Regions from separate parts of the Mus musculus genome. Here region 2 is linked to region 1. The links are chromatin loops, found by intact Hi-C in ENCODE. Cell type or tissue: heart. All regions are shown on one strand. Each heading gives the region's core, and the rest is flanking DNA. Links, peaks and the distances in the headings are about the cores only.

The links. A loop is a pair of places that touch in the nucleus more often than their neighbours do. Peaks named below come from ENCODE experiments on the same cell type or tissue, not always from the same donor. Only the 100,000 strongest peaks of a DNase experiment are listed, where the experiment ranks them.
Region 2: it touches region 1 in a loop (7-fold over the local background); 35 of 42 quality-filtered maps call a loop at or near these places.

Annotation. Positions count from the first base shown.
Region 1 is chr10:39,035,887-39,044,670 of GRCm38, forward strand. Lama4 (laminin, alpha 4) reads left to right here. Exons shown (of 38, transcript NM_010681.4): 9 at 6,695-6,806. Among named protein-coding and RNA genes, the nearest start is that of Lama4, 75 kb to the left of the region's middle. In heart, for the core only: a CTCF peak has its summit at 3,890 (motif pointing left); no DNase peak of the experiment used is centred there.
Region 2 is chr10:38,883,063-38,891,846 of GRCm38, forward strand. No RefSeq gene overlaps it. Among named protein-coding and RNA genes, the nearest start is that of Rfpl4b, 66 kb to the left of the region's middle. In heart, for the core only: CTCF peaks have their summits at 3,761 and 4,989; a DNase peak (open chromatin) is centred at 1,669; H3K27ac peaks cover 786 bases.

The DNA.
Region 1 (8,784 bases), core at 501-8,500:
TAGAAAATACCAAAGATCAGGCCAAGATTCCAATCTCCTGTGCTCCCAAGCCTATAATGCCCAAAGTGGAGAGAGCATGGCGGCCTACAGGCAGAGGTAGAAACAGCAGCTCCCTCTCACTGTCAGTCTTTCACTTCACTCTATGGGTCCTAAAAGTCTGCAATGGAGGCCATAGTGACAGAGATCAGTTACCCCATTTTTTTACCCACACAGAGGAGTACCTATATATCAGCTCATGCAAAAAAAAAATGTCATAACGGATGTATAGGAAAAAATATTAAAAGTCTCAGCGTGGGTTTTTACCTACCTTAGACCATTTATGTTCCAAGGTGAAAGACACCTTGTGTGCCTAGGCAGCACAACAGCTGGGCAACTGCCTACCCTCCATGCTGTTAGAACCTACCTTCCTATTCATAACCCAAGTTATTACTTACTATGTTTCATCTGGGCTGCTCTTAGCCCTAATTGGCCAGCCCACATGGCCACGTTTCTATGGCTTACCTAACCATGGCAGCTGTCCTTCCTCCTCTCATGGACGTTCTTCTTTTCTCCTATGGGAGCTTCCTTCTGCTTCTCCCAAACCTGCCAAACCTTAACCCTACCTGTCTCTTCTGCCCAGCTATTGGCATCTTTATTCACTAATCACAATTAACTGGAGGCAGGGTCACTCAAGATCATACATGCAGCTTCTCTGTCTCTGAGGCGCCAGTCCTGGGGACCCCAAATTAGCATCAGAATACAAGCAGCATTAGTCAAAACCACTACAGGAAATATATCAAAAGCATCTGGTCCTTCCAAAAAGACAAGATGGTAAAAACTGTGTTTCTGGTCTAGAAACATTAAAGACCTGTCATTTCACAGTTACTGAGACAGGTGCTAAGAGATTGAAGTAAACATAGGCCCTGCTCTCAAGGTGCCACAGTCTAGCAGGGAACAGGTACCTTTTTTTTTTTTAATGATGTACCATTTAGCAATGGGTCCTGATACAGGAGAAACTGTAAGTCTGAGGAACAAACATTGAATCCTCTCATTAGGGAAGGTTGCCTTGGGTGTTGCTAGTGACAAGGAGTTTATAGAGAACATCTAAGCAGGGGAAATGTGCCATAATACAAAAGATGTAAAAATATAGCATATATTTTCTTGGCACCTGAAGAATATTGACCTTGCCCTTGAAGTTGGTTTAAGTCTAAGACAATAGGCAAGAATTAACAGTTGAAGATATCATCAGCTAGACCATGAAGAACCATTGCCTGACATACTCAGAGAAGTATGGCTTTCAAACATTGAAGTCATTGAAGTATTTACAGCAAAATAGCTGATTAGATTTGCATTTCAGAAGCATTTCTTCTTCTGTAGAGAGGATAGTCTTGGTCGAGGAAGAGTGTGAAGGTGGGGTGCAATGGGAGACTGCCACAGGAGATGAGAAAAGAGAGATTGGTTTCTTCCTTGCCTTCACTTCTAAAGGAGTGTGATGGACTGAGACTGGGGAGATGTAAGAGGAGAGAAGCAAGGATGACAGGTAGGACAAAAGTGGGTCACATGACCAATTAGGATTCATATGACCAAATAGAAGTCATGTGACCAATTAGAAGTCATGTGACTGCAATGGCTTGTGCTGTAAGATCGAGAATCGACAAATGAGACCTCAAAAAATTGCAAAGCTTCTGTAAGGTAAAAGACACTGTCAATAAGACAAAAAGACCATCAACAGATTGGGAAAGGATCTTTAACAATCCTAAATCCGATAGGGAACTAATATCCAATATATATATAGAACTCAAGAAGATGGACTCCAGAAAATCGAATAACCCTATTAAAAAATGGGGTACAGAACTAAACGAAGAATTCTCAACTGAGGAATACCGAATGGCTGAGAAGCATCTGAAAAAAATGTTCAGCATCCTTAATCATCAGGGAAATGCAAATCAAAACAACCCTGAGATTCTACCTCACAACAGTCAGAATAGCTAAGATAAAAAATTCAGATTACAGCAGATGCTGGTAAGGATGTGGAGAAAGAGGGACACTCCTCCATTGTTGGTGAGATTACAAGCTGGTACAACCATTCTGGAAATCAGTCTGGTGGTTCCTCAGAAAATTGGACATAGTACTACCGGAAGATCCAGCAATACCTCTCCTGGGCATATACCCAGAAGATGTTCCAACTGGTAAGAAGGACACATGCTCCACTATGTTCATAGCAGCCTTATTTATAATTGCCAGAAGCTGGAAAGAACCCAGATGCCCCTCAACAGAGGAATGGATACAGAAAATGTGGTACATTTACACAATGGTGTACTACTCAGCTATTAAAAATAATGAATTCATGAAATTCTTAGGCAAATGGATGGATCTGGAGGATATCATCCTTAATTAGGCAACCCAATCACAAAAGAACACACATGATATGCACTCACTGATAAATGGATATTAGCCCAGAATCTTAGACAATCCAAGATAAAATTTGCAAAACACATGAAACTCAAGAAGGAAGGCTGGATACTTCGCTCGCTCCTTCTTAGAATGGGGAACAAAATACCCATGGAAGGAGTTACAGAGACAAAGTTTGGAGCTGAGACAGAAGGAAGGACCATCCAGAGGCTGCCCCACCCAGGGATCCATCCCATATATAACCACCAAACACAGACACTATTGCATATGCCAGAAAGATTTTGCTGACAGAACCCTGATATAGCTCTCTCTTGTGAGGCTATGCCAGTGCCTGTCAAATACAGAAGTGGATGCTCACAGTCATCTATTGGATGGAACACTGGGCCCCTAATGAAGGAGCTAGAGAAAGTACCCAAGGAGCTAAAGGGTTCTGCAACCCTATAGGAGGAACAACAATATGAACTAATCAGTACCCCCCAGAGCTGTCTCTCTAGTTGCATATGTAGCAGAGGATGGCCTAGTGTGCCATTAATGGGAGGAGAGGCCCTTGGTCTTGCGAAGATCATATGCCCCAGTACAGGGGAATGCCAGGGCCAGGAAGCAGGAGTGGGTGGGTTGGGAGCAGGACAGAGGGGAGGGCATAAGGGGCTTTGGGGATAGCATTTGAAATGTAAATGAAGAAAATATCTAATAATAAACATTAAAAAGAAGTCATGTGACCAATTAGAAGTCATGACCTGTTAGATAGAAGTCATATGACCAATTAGAAGTTATAGGAGCAAAGAGCGAATTTCCACCTGGGTGGAATGGATGAGTAAGATTAAAACTACAGATTGAATGACTCTGGACAATTTAAGTTTGAGGTAATTTCCTGTAGATGTCCAGAGACAGCTGGAGACTCAAGTCAGCAGCTCAGACCTAAGATGGGGGATACACAGGTATCTGGATGTCACTAAACAGAAGGAAGAGAAGCCCACAAATGTTGACATCCACCATTCAGGTTTGAAGAAACACACCAATATTCCTACTGTCTCCATTTACACTTGTTCCCCAGAGTAGTGACTAAAATTCCCTTACTTTCAATCACAAAAGAATTGCAACTTAAATAATAAAATTCATGATGATCCTACAGATTGGTTATCATCATTGCTTAATTCAAATAAATATGAGGAAAATTCACCACTATGGTGAATACATGATCAACTCTTTTTAAAGATGTAATTAATCAACAAGTTTATAACTATGGTTAATGTTTTAACTACATGTTTTTATTTCTGTTTTAAAGCAAGGTACACCTGTTTGATCGCATGCACATACCATTATTTTCCTTCCATAAGCAAAGCGCCAGGAAAAACATTAGATCTTTTTAAAAAATCCCTAAATACTGCATTATATTTGGTAATTTTTTAATTTCCAGGAATAAATGTCCACTTTACATTATTTCTATGAGTATGTCTGTACAGATAAAGATGGATGACTATCGGATTCTGTCCATCTTTATGTCTCACAGCACCCTCTGGTGTTCATTAGCTAAAAGTTTTCTTATAAATGCATCTCTTCACATTTTAAAGTTAAAAGTTTAAAGACAGAGTCATAACAATAGAACATTTCTTTGACGTATAAGACCAAAGTGTATGTGTGTGTGTGTGTGTGTGTGTTTGTGTGTGTGTGTTCTACTTAGAAAATGAGTTTAGTTTTTTCTGAATATAACATTTAAATGGGATCAAACATAAACATTTTAATGTATTGTATATCATATTTATGTTTTAAAAGTGGTGAAGTGTGGTGTGAAAAATAAGATTCATTTTATTTTCTAAGTCATCTAATTTTTAAACGATTACACAATTTTTTTCTCCAGAAAGCGTTAGATAAGCCGAGGAGAAGACTGGTGCTGGGGAAGGGATGTGATGACTCAGAAGGGACTGTGCAGTCAAGGAATGTAGTTTATGAAGAGTCTGATGGCCATGTTGCCTCTAGCAGATATCCCGTTTTGTATTAAGGAATTTCTGACTTGGCTGACAAATGGCTTCTGTCTTACTAAGGGTTCCTTTTGCTGTGATGAAACACCATGACCAAAGCAAATTGGGGAGGAAAGAGCTTTATTTCACTCGCAGTTACATATAACAGTTCATTATCAAATGCAGGAAGGGCAGGAAGTTGTGCAGGGAAGGAACATAGAGGTAGGACTTAATGGGGAAGCCATGGAGGCATGCTGCTTACTGGCTTGCTCCCCATGTCTTGTTTAGACTGTTTTCATGTAGAACATAAGACAATCAGCCCAGTAGTCCCCCTCCCAAATGGGCTCAGCTCTCACCATCAATTACTAATTTAGAAAATACCCTACAGGCTTGCATCCAGCTAGATCTTGTTGAGGCATTTTCTCCACTCTGATGACTTGTGTCCAGCTGACATAAAACTAACCAGTACAATTTTTAAATGTTTCCTCTATGATAACATTTCAGCATCTCCTTCCTTAGCCACTATAGAGGGACATTTGCTTGGTTTATCTTAGAAAGGGCAAAAACATTGCCATTATTCTCATACCCTAATCCTCTGAGTAGAACTCTATAAAAGAAGAGAGTTTGGAGCAACCACTTCCCTAGTCTGGAGAGCCTGCTCAGTAGCCTCCCAGGACTCCATCCACATGACTTCAGCCTGCCAGCCATGTGATCATTATAGCTCTTTATCACAAAGCTGAACCAAGAAAGCACCAGAAAAGGCAAGCAGACCCTTATTAAATATAGGTTGAAGGACTACTCCTCCTAGCTACAATAACTCATCAATCTATCTGTCCTGTCCAGTGTCAAAAGGAAGGGCATATCCTTAGTGCAATGGAAATAATGTCCACTGATCATCTCCTGACTGTGACCACATACAGAAATGCACACACATATGTGCATATGTGCACACATATGTACATGCACGTGCACATGCACACACTTTTTTCTAAAGCCACAGTGTAGTTGGGATTTAATGATGATAAATACTTTATCAGAGCTCTGAAACAGAGGCACCACACTAAGTGGAGTCAGCCCCTGGGAAAAAAAATTCCATTTACTCTGTGCCAAATCAGCCTGAGATGTTATTTGCACACAAGAACCATCAATGTTGATGGGAAATTGGAATGAAGCTCTGAAAATAGCAGTTATCCCAGTGAGTATATCCTGTAATCTCTGTGGTGATTCGGTTTCAGCAATGGTTGGAGCAGCCAGTAGGAGCATTTTGGGATCTGCCCTCTTTCTTTATCATTCCCTCTTTGACTATGTTTAAGCCCTTCAATCAGAGCACTGTCCATGTGATCAGCATACATAAGCCATTTCCTATTCTGACATCCTGAGATACAGAAACAATTGCAAGGATAAGGCACATGTGATACATGGTTGGTTGGGACAGAACCATGACTTATGACCTTAGTATATTATCGAATTTTAATATCATTCTAGGATCCTAGAACTGATTATTACCTAGTCTTCATGCATGACTCTTAGGACCACTCAGTATGTCATACAGCTGGCACATTGTCGCATCCGCTCTCGACCAGCAAGAACGACACGACCACCAGTCCTTCTAACAGCAGTTTATTCAGTCTTCATCTTTCTTCTTGTTTATATCTCCCCCGAACCCTGGGCCTCTCACTCTTTTATACTCTCAGTTCCCATCCACGCACAGCAGGCCACGCCACCTCACCAGGCACGCAGCTTCAGCTAATCAGGGCAGCAGGGGCATATCTCCATCAAAATGGATTCACCGGTATCCTGGTACACCTGCGCAGCTCTCAAGATGTTTGTGGCTTATATGAGGAAGTCAGGTGCAAGTCATATGACTTAGCTGCAGTCCCTGGTGCCTTTGGGACTGCCGCCACATCCGCTCCTCACAGCACATGACAGGAAAGTTCCTCATGTTTGTCAAATGAGTACTGTCTTAGGTTTTTACTGCTGTGAACAGACACCATGACCAAGATAAGTCTTATAAAGGACAACATTTAACTGGGGCTGGCTTACAGGTTCTCAGGTTCTGTCCATTATCATCAGGGCAGAAACATGGCAGCTTCAGGGCAGGCATGGTACAGGAGGAGCTGAGAGTTCTACATCTTCATCTGAAGACTGCTAGAAGAAGACTGACTTCCATGGAACTCAGATAAGGGTCTTAAAGCCCACATACACAGTGACACACCTACTCCAACAGGGCCACACCTTCTAATAGTGAGCCAAGCATAAACCAACCATCACAAGTACATTATATTCACCCATCCTCATAGGTGAGTATATAACATAAATCTAATGTTTATTTGTATAATTTGTAGGGAAGTCAAGCCTCAAGAAAGGGTATGCTGGTTGAGAAGGAAAGCATGGATACAATTGACCAAGCAACCCATCTTGTCGAGCAAGCCCACAACATGAGGGACAAAATCCAAGGTAAGTATCTTCCCTTTTGTTTAACTTCATGTCAAGGAAACATCCATGTGTGGTTGACAATTGAATAACAGGTATTGTCAGGGATTGCTGTGTGCAGGAGCATATTGTTCAAATGGCTACAGGTTTTAGCTTCCGTACAGTCTTCATGGTGACTTTGCACGTTAAGATTTCTAAACGCCTGTTCCTATGTATCTCTCAGTGTTCAAGAATAAATATACACAATCACTCTTTCAAGGCATTCCACTACATTTAATGCCACACTCCTTTTCTACCAGAGGAAATGTGGTGTCTTTAAACTGAAAGAGTTTAGTAGGAGTCACATTTTTTCCAATTATTTGAAGCCCTCAAATATGTCTCTGGTATATGAATAAACCATGTCGGGTGTGGCTGTACATACCTCTGATCTCAGGACTTGGGAGATAGAGGAAGGTGGATATCTGTGAGTTGAAGATGAACCTGGTCCACATAGCCAGTTTCAGGCTAGTTTTGGGTCATGCTATGAAACCCTGTATCAAAAATATGGGAGGCAGGGGTGGGGGTGAGGAGAATTAGAGCAAACCAGTCCAAATAATTTCTGGCTGTTTGTGATGCTCTTCCTTACTGACCAGCAGAGAAGTTAGTAGCTCAGGTTTGCAACCCAAAAGCAAAGGGACAAAGGCCTGTGAGTGATTCCGTGTCCTAAAGCATTGTGGCAGGATCTACCCGTCCTGCTGAAGATTCCACTCTTCTGAGCTCTGATTTCCACTAAGTGCAGGCTGCATCTTGAAGAGTGTTTTAACAGTGCAGGAAATCTGTCTTCAATTTCCCAACAGAAAGAGACTGCATTTGTTCTAGGATAAAGAGACATTCCTCGGGTTAGAGTCAGCGAAGATCTGCTATTTGTTTCCATGGGTTTTTTTTTTTTTTTTTTTTTTTTTTTGCTACATATCAGGAGTTAGGTGTCAATACCAAATGCATCTCAGGGCACAGTGACAGTAAAGAGACTCACAGTGAGAGATTCATATCTTTGCACTGAGGAGCCAGGAGCATATTCTAGGCTAAGGAACATATAAAGCCAAAATTGATCTTTGCTTCGCTTCCTTGGATGCCTGTAAAGCACAGGAAAAGCAAGTGGCGTGCATTTCAGACTTCCTGCTGCCTTCCTCCAAGCTCATGTGTTTGCATTTACTGATAACGTATTCCTTTCCTAAAGCATTGGTCTATTGATCTGTTCAGTCAGTGAGACAGAACCTAGAAATATGCCCTCGTATTTATCCAATTGAGAAATAAATGCCCCATTAGGCAGCAGATAAAGTCAAGAGCCTTCTAAGCCAGACAGAGGAAGTATTCACCTTTGCTATTTAGCAAACCAGGCCTTGGTCATTAGGTGTTTCCTTTGAAAAGAGTCTGAACCATCTTACTTGTCCTTTGGTCATGGGAAAAGACAGAGGAAAAAAATACCAAGGAAAGGGAAGAAGGAAACTAATTTTTATCAGTTTTCATTTCTTTAAAATAATGTATGAATAGTCTCCAAAGACAAAGGCACAAGTGTCACTGTATATATACAGTGCTAATCTGTCCCAGACATAGCTAAAACAAAACAGCCTGAGACTGAACAGAATTTACATCAAAATGCCAACTAATTCAGCTTTGCCCCACCAGAACCTGGGGTGAAGGTGGGAGTGGGGGATGGTGTGTTTGATTTATTTAAGGTTTACATTTAGTTTATTTCAATAAATCGTATTTTAGACTTTGTATGAAAAGTGAATGTTTAAAGCTTTGATACTTGGGGTTTGGAGGGGTTAGCAATGTTGATGTCCCTGTAACACTCACAGTAATGTTTGGAGCATTAAAACCATCTATCCCCATTTATGTCCCTTCTTTCAAAATTCAAGAACACTGCATTGCATCGATAGTACATCATTTCTCATTCCCAACCATCTCTAAAATAGCTGCCAGCGACCTTCAAGCTGGTGTCCACATAAAATACAACTCCTCA
Region 2 (8,784 bases), core at 212-8,211, 150 kb before region 1:
GCTTCTGAGACCTCAGAGCTTACCCCCATTGACAGACTTTCTCCAACAAAGCCAGGCCTACTCCAAGGCAATGCCTCCTAATAGTGCCGTTCCCTATAGGTCTATGGAGGCCATTTTTATCCAGACCACCCCAAGGCTATACACACTTTCCACTTTAATCTGCACCACAGGCAGGAAATTAGGCTAAGGAATAATGAATACAGTCATTCACTGATTGAATTACTGTGATAGTAGGTATGCAGGTATGTCAATAAAATGGTTTGGGATAACTTTTAGTCCTACAAAGCAAATCTAAGAAGGTCTGTGTCCTATGCCTTCAAAGACGGGAAGTCTCTGAATTTTTAATATCAACTCTCAAGAAATCAGTGTGTCTTCCCCTGGCAAGAATAGTTGTATAGCACTATTCCTGGGGAGATATGAATAAATGTCTACTCACCTCAAACAGGGAAACTGAACTACAGATACCACCACAGTCCAGTTTGGTGAATCAATTAGTATTAATGGGGTTACTTACAGGAATATGGGTGAGCGGTAGTTTACAGAAGCAGAAATGACTCAAAGACAGATGCATCACCAAAGCCCAGCCCAGCACAGGTGACAGCTCACAACAGCTGGGAACCTGGAACACACTATACAGCCTGCAGGCATCTCAAGAGGTTGGGGAATGTCCTTTCCAAGTGACTCAGTTGGTCTAAACCTCTTCCAGACATCTGGGCTTCTCAGGAGTCTACTTTGCAGTTTGCCTCCTTTGAAAGTGACTTGTAATAATCTTTTCTGTTTGTGCACTCTCTGGAAAAGATGGCCTTAAAGACCATGGTCATTTTCAGGGACTTCCTAAAGCTATTTTGAGTGATTTACTTCCTGTCTTAATGAGCTTCCCTGCAAGATGGAATGTTTCAATCTGAGGGGGGAGAAACCTGATACACAGGGTTGAAGCATGGAAAGATGGAAATCTAGTGACTGCAGCTATAGCTAGTGGCAAGGATGTTTGCCTGCTGAGTGCACTGTTCCATGTCCTACACTGTTAAAGATACAAGCAAAAGGGTATGCTCCAGCTTCTGAAGTTATAACGCCAATACAACTGTTCCATACAGTGACACTGTGAAGGTATAACCCCAGACACAACTGTTTCATACAGTTACCCTGGATTTTTTACTATCACGTACTCTGGTGAAATCTAGATGACCCTACAACCAAGTCCTTTCAGGCCAGATGGGGAGTGCTCTCCCTGGTATCTCAGACAGGGGACTGTACACAGGGAACAGTGCTTGGTACAAATACAAACAAAAGGTTTGCTATGCTTTGTGCAGAAACTCTTCTTGGGCTGTGTAAGCAGGTTGTTCAGCTCACTTTCTAAGACAGCTGAGAGGCATCCCTCTGTGCTGCCTCCCCTGGTGTTGCAATACTCATATCAGAAAAAAACAGTCTCTTTCCAGGGCTCCTTTCTTGCTAGTTTTTAATAGAGTAGGCTGAGATGGTAACAAGAGAGGGAAGCAGCTGCAACAGACAGCAGAGCCATGGTGGCAGCCCTGTTGGTGATAATGGATCTGCCATTGTCACCTAGTCCTGAGGAAGAGGTGGGGGTGGCAGGCCACTTTGACAGACACAAAAGAGATAGAGCTGAGGAGAGCAGCCAGCTAGCCACTCTGGAAACTAGGGAACCAAGAGGGACCTGACCTTAGTAAATAGCAGCTGAACCATGAGCCTGGGGAACTGCACGGCTCTGATGAGCAGCAGGAGTGTGGCCAAGGCATCCTCAGCAGCCATGCTGAGCAAGAAGCAGAAGTAGAACTGAACAGTCTGTAGGCCAGGCTGCAAAACCAACCAATGATCAGCCGCATTGCTGACATCTCCCAGGGAGGCAGAGCTACACCTCAAAGGAAAGAATGAGGCTTGGTGGTTTTTGTAGCTGCTTTCGGAGCATCAGCAGCCACGAAAGTGGTCACAGGAAACTATCACATTATACTATTTTGAGCAAAGCTCTATAACTCTGAAAGAAAAATAACTTTGATAAAGTGTCTTTGATCTGATGTTTTAGAAGATTGGGCGATGGTAGCTTGGGTCATCACACAGTAATATGCTGGAGTTTATTTTCTTAGCAGCCTCAAAACATGTTACTGAAGGTTTCCTCTCTTCCTCTTCTTAAGCATTGCTGTGCTCCCCTAGCAGACGAGTTAACTAAAGAACAACAGTTCCTATGTCCATTCCCATAGGATCTGAAAGGACCAAGGAAGTCAAAACAGTAATACAGCATATCTTCAGAATCTACAAAATACAGGAAGGTGTGTGTATAGGATTAAATAGCGCTCAAGGGCTAATAAAGACAACAGCGGCCTCATTCTTTCCATTATCTCTCATATATTCATCAGAACATTTTATACCTTACACACGAGCTGTTCCCTTTGCTTACAGACCATTTACACAGTCACCTATTGGTTCCCAGCTACAACTGGAAACCATCTTGGCAGTGTGTCATGACAAAGCCTGCTTCAGTGATCATGAGGACTGGGGAAAAGTTCACATGTGTAAACAGACACTGTACCATGGAAACTGAAGAGTACAGTCACTTTTAAGTCTACTAACACGATCAAGTTTATGCATAAATTCAGAATATGAGGAAGAAAGATTTGAAAATGATTATTCAGAGGAATTGACACTGTGCACACCGATCGTTTTTATATACCAAGGACAGGGAGGCAGAGTCAGTTTTCACTTTTGTCTCAAAGGTAAGGATGCTAGGTTTAAAGTGACCATCAGAGACACTTGCCTGTGGCCTCTACAGTGCAAACATGGTAGACACATGCTAAATTCCTGCCCAGGAAATCAAGAGAGACTGAGGTCAGCAGATGGCTTTGGTAATAGGCAGTAAGGTGAGGCATGTTGGGAAAAGAGTGGTTAAAGGTCTGGTAATCCCAAGGAACAGATGTAGCTCTTAAGGGGTAGATTGAAATCCCTGATTCCCTGTTGTCTATCAGCTGGGGTCTTCTCTTGCAACCACAGGCCATGTGTAGATCTTTGTTACTTTTCCACACTTCACTGAGTTGTAGTCTGAATATAATGTAATGAAACACAAAGACTGTCTGTTCTCTTTACCTTTGTCTAATCATGAAAATACCTTTCTATTCTGTTGGGTAGAACCAAGCCCACATACAGTGAGCAGGGGTTATACAAGATTGTCACCAGATAGGCTAGAAACAGAGAAAAGATGGAGAGGAGGATGGCTGTCTGGAAGTTTCATTTTGTTTAATCTGCTTTTAATTTTTAATATTCTTTCTCTTTCATTTGTTTGGTTATTTTTTGTTTTGGGTTTTTTTTTTGTTTTTGTTTTTGTTCTGTTTTTGAGCCCACATAATGGAAGCCTTCATATATTCCAAAGGTCTAAAAGAATCAGTGTACATTCAACTTAGCTAGATGAAGTCACTTTCCTGGCATGTTCTGTGGGAGTCCTCACATTGGGCAGCTTCTTCATGTAGGCATGCGTGATGGTGTGCCACTGTAAGAACTCTCAGGAGACAGCCAGAGGGAAAACATCAATTTTTCAAAGCAGAGTCAACACAGTGGCTTTGCTGACCTAAATGGACCTGACAGCTAAGTCAGAGAAGACTGAGCTGAGAGGAGGAGCTGAACATTCACATTTGCTTGAAAGCACTCACAGGGTACAGGAGAGAAAAACTTAAGCCCTGGGTGAAGTTACAACACTGGGGGCTGGATGAGTCTGTACACCTAATCTCCACTCAGGAGCTCTCCTCGAGGCCTCTGGGGGCAGTCTTTGCTGTTATTATTGTTTGATTTCCTATCCTGGGGACAAGGAACTGAGGCACATATTTTAAAAGCAGACCTGACCTCCAGGTTCTCCCAGAATTCAGTAGTCCCTACCTTGCATTTACCCTACCCCCAACCTTTCAGCCCGGGGGCTGGACTGCCCTTCCCCAAAGGCTTCTCCCTATATAATTCAGACATTTCATCATTTTTTTCATTTTTGTGTTTCTCTCTCCTCTCTCCCCTCTCCTCTCTCCTCTCCACCCTTTCTTTAATTCTCCCCTGCTCCTTTCTCCCCATGGCAACTCCCCTGGCCTCAGTCCTTGGGGCCAGTGAACTTGCTTGCCAAAAAACATCTTCCCAGTAAACCTGCCTTTAATAAATTCTAATCTGGCTTGAATTGGCTCATTTCACCAGTGAAGAAATAACCTATCAATCATTATTTCTCTCCTTTTCAGAGCATTCTCCAGAGATGAAGGCCTTGAAATGTCCTTCCTCGTATGCTGAGTTCTGGAGAATTATCTAGTTGTACACTCTCAACTCACAACCAGATCACTCACAAATGTTCTTGAGCCCATGTTAGGGTGGCACCTCTCGGACTGAAGCCTTGCTTCCAACATGTCCATTCATCTGAGGTTCCAGCAAGTAAACCCAGCTTAATAGATACAGCACATCTGCTCAAATGAAATGAAGCTCCAGCAAGAAACCACAGCTGAATAGGCAAAGCTCAAAAGTAATGGGACACTGGATATTTCTAACTTCATGGAAATGTTGGACTATCCTGTTATCTTAGCTGATGACCTTCATCCTCATGACACTAAGAAAACAGAAGCAATTGGAAGAAACTTTTCACAGGCTTCTGCCAAAGCACACACCCTTATTCCACCTCTACAAAACTGAAATTTCTGGTCTCTGGAAAGCTGCTCCCTCTGTGTGACAGATAACACCTACTCTGGTTCTCTTCTCTAGCTCAGACACCCTCCATTTATCTGCTCGATTTCATCCAAATTTAAACGCCCTTCATTTTTCCTACCTTAAGTTAGAAAAACAAAGTCCATGCTCTTGCTGGGTCCTGTGTTTCTTTTCAAGTCTCCCCTATCCTCTTCGTCCCTTGCAAGAAATCTCTCTAGTGTTCATTACCCTCCTGTTCTCTCTTGAGTACCTGTCAGGCGTTTGCTCCCAACACTCAAAACTCTGCTGACTTGATCTAAAGAAAATTGCCAGTTCTTTCCGGTTGGTGTCAGCCCTGCACTACCTTGGGCACAAACTCTGCAGAAGGTCCCATGTTTCCCCAGAGGACTCCCCGGCTGCACGCGCCCTAGCACGCCCAGGATCTTGGGAATCACTGGTGAGTGGAATGCAACATCTGTTCCAAAACAACCGGGAGTGGCTTGTGCCAGAATGAACACTGATAAAGGAAACCTGCCCACCAACGGCTGGGGTTCCTTCCAGTTGACACCAGCCCCATACCCAACTCGGCAAAAGGTCCCACGGCCCCCAGAAGACTCTCTATGCTGCAGGCGCCCTAGCATACCCAGAATCTTAGGATCACTGAGGAAAGTCGGCCTCCAGAGAGGGCTCTGATCCCCGGACTCAGGTGAGAGCACCATCTTATATCCCGGGTCTCTCAAACACCAGTCAGCACAGGAGAGCATGTGGGCCACAGGAGCAACAGAGCTTCTTGGACAGGGTCCCTTTGGGCCTTCAACTTCAGCCAGGAGGTGGATCTGAGCTCCAGACCTCTGTATACCTTCCCTGCAAGAGGAGAGCATACCTGCAGAGAGAGTGCTTTGACCACTAGGACTCAGGAGACAGTTGGACTCCCAGGAGTGATGAAAGAGGCTAACAGAATCACAGAAGGAACAAGCTCCAGCCAGAGACAGCTAAAACATCTAATACCAGAGATACCAAATGGCGAAAGGCAAACATAAGAATCTTACTAACAGAAACCAAGACCTCTCAGCATCATCAAAACCCAGTACACACACCACTCTCGGATACCCCAACACATCCGAAAAGCAAGATTCAGATTTAAAATCATATCTCATGATGCTGGTAGAATATTTTAAGAAGGGCATTAATAACTCACTTAAAGAAATACAGGTCACCAAACCCAGACACTATTGCATATTCCAGACAGATTTTTCTGAAGGGACCCTGTTATAGCTGTCTCGTAGAGGCTATGCGAGTGCCTGGCAAATACAAAAGTGAATGCTCACAGTCATTTATAAGATGGAACACAGGGCCCCCCAATTGAGAAGCTAGAGAAAGCACCCAAGGAGCTGAAGGGGTCTGCAACCCTATAGGTAGAACAACAATATGAATATTGCCCCAGAGCTCATATCTCTAGCTGCATATGTAGCAGAAGATGGCCTAGTTGGCCATCACTGGGAAGAGAGGCCCCTTGGTATTGCAAACTTTATATGCTCCAGTACAGGGGAATGCCAGGACCAAGAAGCAGGAGTGGGTGGGTAGGGGAGCAGAACGGAGGGGGGATATAGGGAACTTTAAGGATGGCGTTTGAAATATATAATATATAAAGAATATATAAAATATATAAAGAAAATATCTAATAAAAAATAAATTAAAAAAAAAGAAATACAGAAGAACACTCCTAAACAGGTAGAAGTCCTTAAAGAGGAAGCACAAAAATCCCTCAAAGAATTACAGGAAAACACAACCAAACAAGTGATGGAATTGAACAAAACCATCCAAGATCTAAAAATGGAAGTAGAAACAATAAAGAAAACCCAAAGAGAGACAACTCTGGAGATAGAAATCCTAGGAAAGAAATCAGGAAGCATAGATGCGAACATCAGCAACAGAATACAAGAGATGGAAAAGAGAATCTCAGGTGCAGAAGATTCCATAGAAAACATGGACACAACAATCAAAGAAAATGCAAAATGCAAAAAGATCCTACCTCAAAACATCCAGGAAATCCAGGACACAATGAGAAGACCAAAACTAAGGATAATAGGTATAGATGAGAATGAAGATTTTCCAATTTAAATGGCCAGTGAATATCTTCAACAAAATTATAGAAGAAAACTTCCCAAACCTAAAGAAAGAGATGCCCATGAACATACAAGAAGTCTACAGAACTCCAAATAGACTGGATCAGAAAAGAAATTCCTCCTGACACATAATAATCAGAACAACAAATGCACTAAATAAAGATAGAATATTAAAAGCAGTAAGGGAAAAAGGTCAAGTAACATATAAAGGCAGACCTATTAGAATTACACCAGACTTCTCACCAGAGACAATGAAAGCCAGAAGATCCTGAACAGATGTTATACAGACACTAAGAGAACACAAATGCCAGCCCAGGTTACTATACACAGCAAAACTCTCAATTACCATAGATGGAGAACCCAAAGTATTCCATGACAAAACCAAATTCACACAATATCTTTCCACAAAACCAGCCCTTCAAAGGATAATAAAGGGAAAACTCCAACACAAGGAGGGAAATGATGCCCTAGAAAAAACAAGAAAGTAATCTTTCAACAAACCTAAAAGAAGATAGCTGCAAGAAGAGAATCCCAACTCTAAAAACAAAAATAACAGGAAGTAACAATTACTATTCCTTAATATCTCTTAATATCAATGGACTCAATTCCCCAATAAAAAGACATAGACTAACAGACTGGCTACATAAACAGGACCCAACATTTTGCTGCATACAGGAAACTCACCTCAGAAAAGCTGGAAAACAGTTTCCCAAGCAAATGATCTGAAGAAACAAGCTGGAGTAGCCATTTTCATATCGAATACAATCAACTTCCAACCCAAAGTTATCAAAAAAGTCAAGGAATGGCACTTCATACTCATCAAAGGTAAAATCTTCCAAGAGGAACTCTCAATTCTGAATATCTATGCTTTAAATGCAAGGGCATCCACATTCATTAAGGAGACTTTAGTAAAGCGCACATTGAACCTCACAAAATAATAGTGGGAGACTTCAACACCGCACTCTCATCAATGGACAGATCCTGGAAACAGAAACTAAGCAGAGATACATTGAAACTAACAGAAGTTATGAAAGAAATGGATTTAACAGATATATACAGAATATTTTATCCCAAAACAAAAGGATATACCTTCCTCTCAGCAAATCATGGTACCTTCTCCAAAACTGACCATATAATTGGTCACAAAACAGGCATCGACAGATACAAAAATAATGAAATTATCCCATGCATCCTATCAGATCACCATGGACTAAGGCTGATCTTCAATAGCAACATAAATAATAGAAAGCCAACATTCACGTGGAAGCTGAACAACTCTCTACTCAATGATACCTTGGTCAAGGAAGATATAAAGAAAGAGATTGAAGCCTTTTTAGAGTTTAATGAAAATGAAGCCACAACATACCCAAACTTATGGGACACAATGAAAGCAATCCTAAGAGGAAAACTCATAGCTCAGAATGCCACCAAAAATAAATCAAAGAATATCTCAGAAGATGAAAAGATCTCCCATGCTCATGTATTGGCAGGATTAATATAGTAAAAATGGCTATCTTGCCAAAAGCAATCTACAGATTCAATGCAATCCCCATTTAAATTTCAACTCAATTCTTCACAGAGTTAGAAAGGGCAATTTGCAAATTCATCTGGAATAACAAAAAACCTAGGATAGCAAAAACTATTCTCAACAATAAAAGAACCTCTAGTAGAATTACTATGCCTGACCTCAAGCTGTACAACAGAGCAGTTGTGATAAAAAGTACATGGTACTGGTACAACAACAGACAGGTAGATCAATGGAATAGAATTGAAGACCCATAAATGAACCCATACACCTATGGTCACTTGATCTTTGACAAAAGAGCTAAAACCATCCAGTGGGGAAAAAAGCAGCATTTTCAACAAATGATGCTGGCTCAGCTGGCAGTTATCATGTAGAAGAATGTGAATTGATCCATTCTTATATCCTTGTACAAAGCTTATATCCTTGTACAAACCCTAAGTGGATCAAGGAACTACACATAAAATCTGAGACACTAAAATTTAT